2 separate regions of the Homo sapiens genome follow, and region 1 is linked to region 2. A link is a contact called in ENCODE Hi-C or POLR2A ChIA-PET data. All regions are on one chromosome and are shown on one strand. Each heading gives the region's core, a stretch centred on a gene start or an enhancer-like site at or near the end of the contact. The rest is flanking DNA. Distances are from core to core; before and after follow the strand shown.

What was found. A loop is a pair of places that touch in the nucleus more often than their neighbours do. ChIA-PET counts read pairs that join two places held with the same protein, here RNA polymerase II (POLR2A). Pooled maps may share reads with other maps.
Region 1: a loop to region 2 is called in a map of CD14-positive monocyte, with 3 times the contacts of the local background. The contact joins two enhancer-like sites. A Hi-C loop is called at or near these places in 1 of 168 maps with a recorded cell type or tissue (CD14-positive monocyte), 4 of 37 single-sample maps with no recorded cell type and 7 of 50 pooled maps. POLR2A ChIA-PET finds 5 or more read pairs at or near these places in 1 of 52 experiments (OCI-LY7).

The regions. Positions count from the first base shown.
Region 1 is chr2:128,726,785-128,729,484 of GRCh38, reverse strand. No RefSeq gene overlaps it. Among named protein-coding and RNA genes, the nearest start is that of HS6ST1, 410 kb to the right of the region's middle. Within about 2 kb of position 1,398, at least 3 of the 41 ENCODE cell types and tissues checked have a DNase peak (open chromatin) inside an H3K27ac peak, as active enhancers do; they include CD14-positive monocyte, where a contact is called at or near this core.
Region 2 is chr2:128,512,463-128,515,162 of GRCh38, reverse strand. The region is part of intron 1 of LOC105373611 (a long non-coding RNA gene); the gene reads right to left. Among named protein-coding and RNA genes, the nearest start is that of HS6ST1, 190 kb to the right of the region's middle. Within about 2 kb of position 1,347, at least 3 of the 41 ENCODE cell types and tissues checked have a DNase peak (open chromatin) inside an H3K27ac peak, as active enhancers do; they include CD14-positive monocyte, where a contact is called at or near this core.

The DNA of each region.
Region 1 (2,700 bases), core at 149-2,648, 210 kb before region 2:
CCTAATTTATATTTTTCTTACAAATGCTACAGTAATTCTAATTTGCTTTCTCTCTCCTGAAAACGGAATCAGTATGCTTTCACTATCTTTTAAATGTACCCCCTTTCATTCCCCAATTAGTCTTGTTTAGTATTTATGTGTTGTACTTAAAGCCATGAAAAAAAATCATTATTTCCCATCAATCTTATTTGGATTTACATACATACTTCTTTGATCACTGAATACTGCTCCTTGCATTCTCATACTTCTTTCCACATTCAATGATCTTCTTGCTGAAGCACATCCTTAAATACTTCTTTCAGAAAAGATCTATGTGTGGCAAATTATCAGTCTTTGTATGTATGGAAATCTTTCCCTAGATGACAGTTTACTTGGATATAGCATTATTGTTAACAATTATTTCCCTTTGCGTCTTAAACATTTTATTCTGTTGTCTTCTGGAGACTTTTGTGTCTGATAGAGTAGGTGCCACTCTGAAACTTTTCCATTGTGTTTAATGTCTTTCTTTTATCATAGCTTTAAAAATTTTGACTTTTTATTTTATGTTCTAAAGTTGCATGATGATGCTTCTAGATAAGTTTATTTTTAATTTTTCTATTTAATATTTGATGTACTCCTTTAATATCAAGACTTGTGTCTAACTTCTTCAAATACTGTCACATTCTCAATCTCACTAATTATTGCTTCAAGAATTTCTATTAGATATGTATTTGAGATTCTGATTTTAGCCTCTGCACCTCTCAAATTATCTTTCTCTTATTTGTTCCATAAAGAATTTTGATAGATTAACTCTTTCTTCCTATTCACTAATTTTATCTTCAGTTGTCAGTTGTATTTGGACTATTGTATTATTTATCTATTAAAGACATTGTTTTCCTTTAATTTCAATGACTATTTAGTTTCTTGAATTATTTGGTCCTTTTGCATAGTGGCTTTCTCTAGTACCTGTAGATTCTCTCCTTTTTTTTTTTTTTTTGTCTCATTTATCATTTAAATACACTTACTCTATGGCTGCTAGTTCCACAGGAGTAAATATTCCCATTTCTTCCATCTGCTGATTCTCTTTCATAGTGTTAGGTTTCCCCATTTACTCTGAGATTTTGTCTGTGAGCTCATCTTCAACAAGACTTACCTTCTGTAACAATCCAGGATGTGCCGTGAGCTGTGGGTATGTCCTTGTAGGGGACTTAACATTGCATCTGCCAGAGCCCTAAAATGTGTGAAAGTTGTCAGAATCAAAGTGGAGTCACTCTTTCAAACCATAGCAAAATAGAGCCAGGGAAGGCCATGAAGGGAGGACTCTCACTCATAATTTATCTGATGATAGGATCCACCTCAAAAATTGTTTCCAAACCACAGCTTACTACATGAGTCACACAAGAAAAGCTAGCAGCACAAGAACAGCTAGCCACTTCTAGAGGCACGCTGGCCTGTTTTGCAACTCTCACAAGGTCAGTCCAAAAATACAAAGGCCTAACCGTAACTCCAAGATGCTGAGTCCCACCTAGCAGCTACTGATACTTGACAATGAACTTTCAAAACAACTTGCATCACCTCTTCTCTCCCCAGTAAAACCTTAATTTTCCTTTGTTCTCCAGACATGCCAGAGACCATCCCAGTCTATGCATATGTCTGAGATCTCAATCCTATTTCTTTGTTCATTCCCAAATAAATCCCTTTTGCTTGGAGTTCTGTCTCCATATATTCTTATTTCAAATTGGACAAGTGCCATGAGGCCAAATTCTACAATAATTATCATTTTTTGTTTGTTTATTTTGACACTATGGCATAGGCAGTGTGACTTGGAGCCCCACATCTTTTTGTGACAGAGGCTGGGGTTTCAGTTTTACATGGGAAACTCCCCCTGCCACAGTCTGCAGGGGCAAGCTCCTTCCTGTGCCCCAGCCCTGGCCTACACAGTCCTTCTCCACCCAAGCTTTCACATGGAGCCCTCGATGTCCATCTTTACACAGAACAAAATCCCTGCCATAAGGAGTGGATCCAGCCCCTGAGGGCTCTGCAGCTTCAACGCTGGCTCTCTGTCATGGCTTTGCATTCCTTCTTTGTTGATTGCTTCTAGTTATTTCTCTTTCTTACATTGAAACTGGGCTTTTTTCTTAATTGCTTCATTGCATCTATCATGGATAAATGAGCTCAGACTTCTAGTCAAGGTAGTAAGCTGACATGTCCACTAAAACGTCTAACAGACATCTCAGTTTCTCCCCCAGCCACAACCTGGTTCTGTCAGTCTTTCTTGTTATAGCAAATAACACCAATGACCAGCCAGTTGCTTGGAGCAACAGGCAATGATAAGTATTCAGCTCTATTTGGTTTAATACCTTGACCAGAAGTCTGAGCTCCACACATGTCAGTGGTCACAGACTGGTCATTCAGAAAAAGAAACAAGCTGAATCTGGCACCCCTTAACCTCAAGAAACTCCTGTCGGTTCCTACTACGTTATCACAGCCATTTATTTAATTTCACTAGAAACCACCCAACTCTCGGATCTCTAATTTCTAAAATATATTTTACCTTCTTAAAGATTTGTGCAATATGAATCCTCTTGACATTTTCTGGACTCTCCATCACTCCAAGCTTTATCATAGGTTAGCAATGGGCTTCATGATCCTTTTGATGTTTATATGCTGGGCCACGATCTGCCCTGTGCTCAGCCCTGCTAATGCTTTCTTTTGCCTTCT
Region 2 (2,700 bases), core at 98-2,597:
CTCACTTGAATGAGGGAGACGAGGCTGCAGTGAGCCAAGATCTCACCACTGCACTCCAGCCTGGCAACAGAGCAAGACTCCATCTCACAAAAAAGAAAAAGAAAAAGTTATAACCTCTGGGTGTCAAATGTGCTTAGAAGGCCCCTGGGACTCAGGGTATGTTTGAAAGGTGGAACCAGCAGGTGAAAACTGACTACAAGTGTGAGGACGGGGTATGTTGGGGTGCCTGGGCTGGCACCGGCTGTGGGAGGAGCAGACGTGGCTGGGCATGGGCAGGGAGCAGGAGTCAGGTGTTCAGGAATGTTCCATTTGTGATACCTGCTGGACATCCCTGCTGAGCTCTCAAGTGGACAGTCAGGTAACCAGGCCGAGGGCCCAGGGAGAGGTCGAGGCTGAAGGGCAGAACCTGGGAAGCATCGATAATTACGTGGACTGGAATACAAGGAGACTGACTGCCTGGCGGCACCTCAAACAAATAACAAAATCACAGGCACAGCTCTTCAACGCGGCCACAGGCATCGGAGAAGCAGCTCCCCCGGGACTGGGCAGCAGTGGGTCCCTAGCTGGTCTGAGGGCCCAGCAAGGTGAGACTGACGTGAGCCAGCCAAGCAGGGGTGGAGGTGGGAGACACAGGGGGTGTCTTGAGAGCACAGTAAGCAGTGCCGTGTCTGATGTGGGATTTTACCATCAGGCCTCAGGAGAAGATTGAAGAGTTCTAAGTAGGAAAGTGACGTGATCCGATTTGAGTTTTGAAAAGATCACATAAACCCTGCTTTGTGGAGAGGGGATTAGAGAAGCAAAGTAATCTATTCAGGTGAGAAATGACACATGGGGACCAGGGCAATGTCAGCAGAGATGGAAAAAGCTGGTAGAGCCGAGAAACCAGAGGCAGGTGACCCACACAGGAGATGAGTATGGAAGGAGGGGACTGGGCTGAGAAGAAATCCTGGGTGTGGGGTGCCCTGTGCTGAGACAGGGAAGGCAAGGGAAGGGAAGGGCACCATTTAGTTTAGACATAACTCACCCCAAGAGGAAGTGGGGCCCAGTCCCACTCTGCAGGGCTCCTTGCTAGAGGAAATGAAACTCGGTCATTCATTCAACAACGGGGAACTTAGAACTCACTGGCAGTGGGCACTTGGCCAGGTCCTGGGTCCGATCCATAATAGTGAGCAAAACAAAGTCCCTGCACTTAAGGGAGCTTACATCTCATGGGGGACCCAGGCAATAAGTAGGGAGACGTGGACAGATTGGGGGTACATGTGAAAGCAGAACCAGTGGGACTTGCTGATGAGCTGGATGCAGAGAGTGAGGGAATAAGAGGAAGCAGGACAATTTCTAAGATTCATCATTGAGAAACTGGGTGGACAGAGGTGGCTCACACAGACTTGAGAAAGACTGGGAGAGAACAGATTTCAAGGGAAAAATTAGTGATTAAGTTTGGGGCACGTCAAGTTTGAGAGATTTCTTGGACATCCAAGTCATGGGATCAGGTAGTACCTGAGCTCCTTGGAGGGCCTGGCACACACAGGCCACAGTGCTGGAGGTCACGTGATGGATGGGCTGGCCGGGGAGATAAGACGAGGGCCCACAGAGTTCGGGAACCTTGGGAAGATGGAACAAGTCTCACCGAGTCTGAGAAGGAAGGGGTAAGCCACACAGAATGGGGTCACAAAGGCCTTAGGAAGGCTACGTGTGTCGTCACCCAGGGTGATGCTGCTGAGGGAGTGGGGAGTGTGGATTTGACAATGTGAGGGTTCAAGGCCAGGGTCATCGGTAGAATGGCTTGGGAGGAAGGCCATGGAGCAGGATGCAAGACAAAGAAGTGGTGAGGAATTAGAGACCACGCCAAAAGCAGCTCTCGTAATGTGACTTACACAAGGGATGATCATAAAACCAATAGAGAGGCATTTTCATTTTCACAATTCAACTTTCAGTCCATGCCAGATGTTGCTGCTTAGAAAGAGGATACCCAAGAGAGGAGCCCAGTGCAGGGCAGGGATGTTGAGTGTGGCCTCAGGACCCATCTTTCTTCAGGGCTGGGGCTTCTTTTGGGGTCGCCCTTGGCTAAACACCAGCGTGATTGGAAACTTGGAAACCCAGGGCATCTTCACACCCAGTGAGGGCCTGCCAGCCCTGAGTGTGGCTCCACTGCCCCTCCCTGAGCTGGGCTCTGCTCACAGCTCACTGGCTCTCACCCAGCTATTTGTGCATCCATTTGTTTAAAAATTCTTGCTGAATCCAAGGATTCAGGCCTGAATTAGACCTCATTCTTGCCCAGGAGGACAGATAAGGAGGCAAAGAAGAACATGATAAGCTTTGGGGTGGCGGGGGCATGAGGCTGCAGCGACAGGGGAGAGCCTGTGCCAGTCCTGTCTGGAGCAGATGGGCTGGGAGCTCCTCAGGGGGAGGCGACTCAAGTGCCAGCCCTTAACAGCCAAAGGCAGTCATCCCAGTAAAGAGGGCAGTGGATCCCAGGGCTTAGCAGGTGGCAGAGGAGAAATGCCTTGGTTGGGGGCCAAGCTGGCCCTGGGTCTGGATTACGCATTTTTCACTTTTCCATGTGTTTCTCTCAGTAGTCCTGGGAGGTTAAGAGAACCTGAATTATTCACTGTGATTAGCAAATGATTAAACCGAGGCCCAGGGCCGGCCTCACCACCATCTCAGGCAGAGGCACAGGATTGGGAGCCATGCTTACAAGTG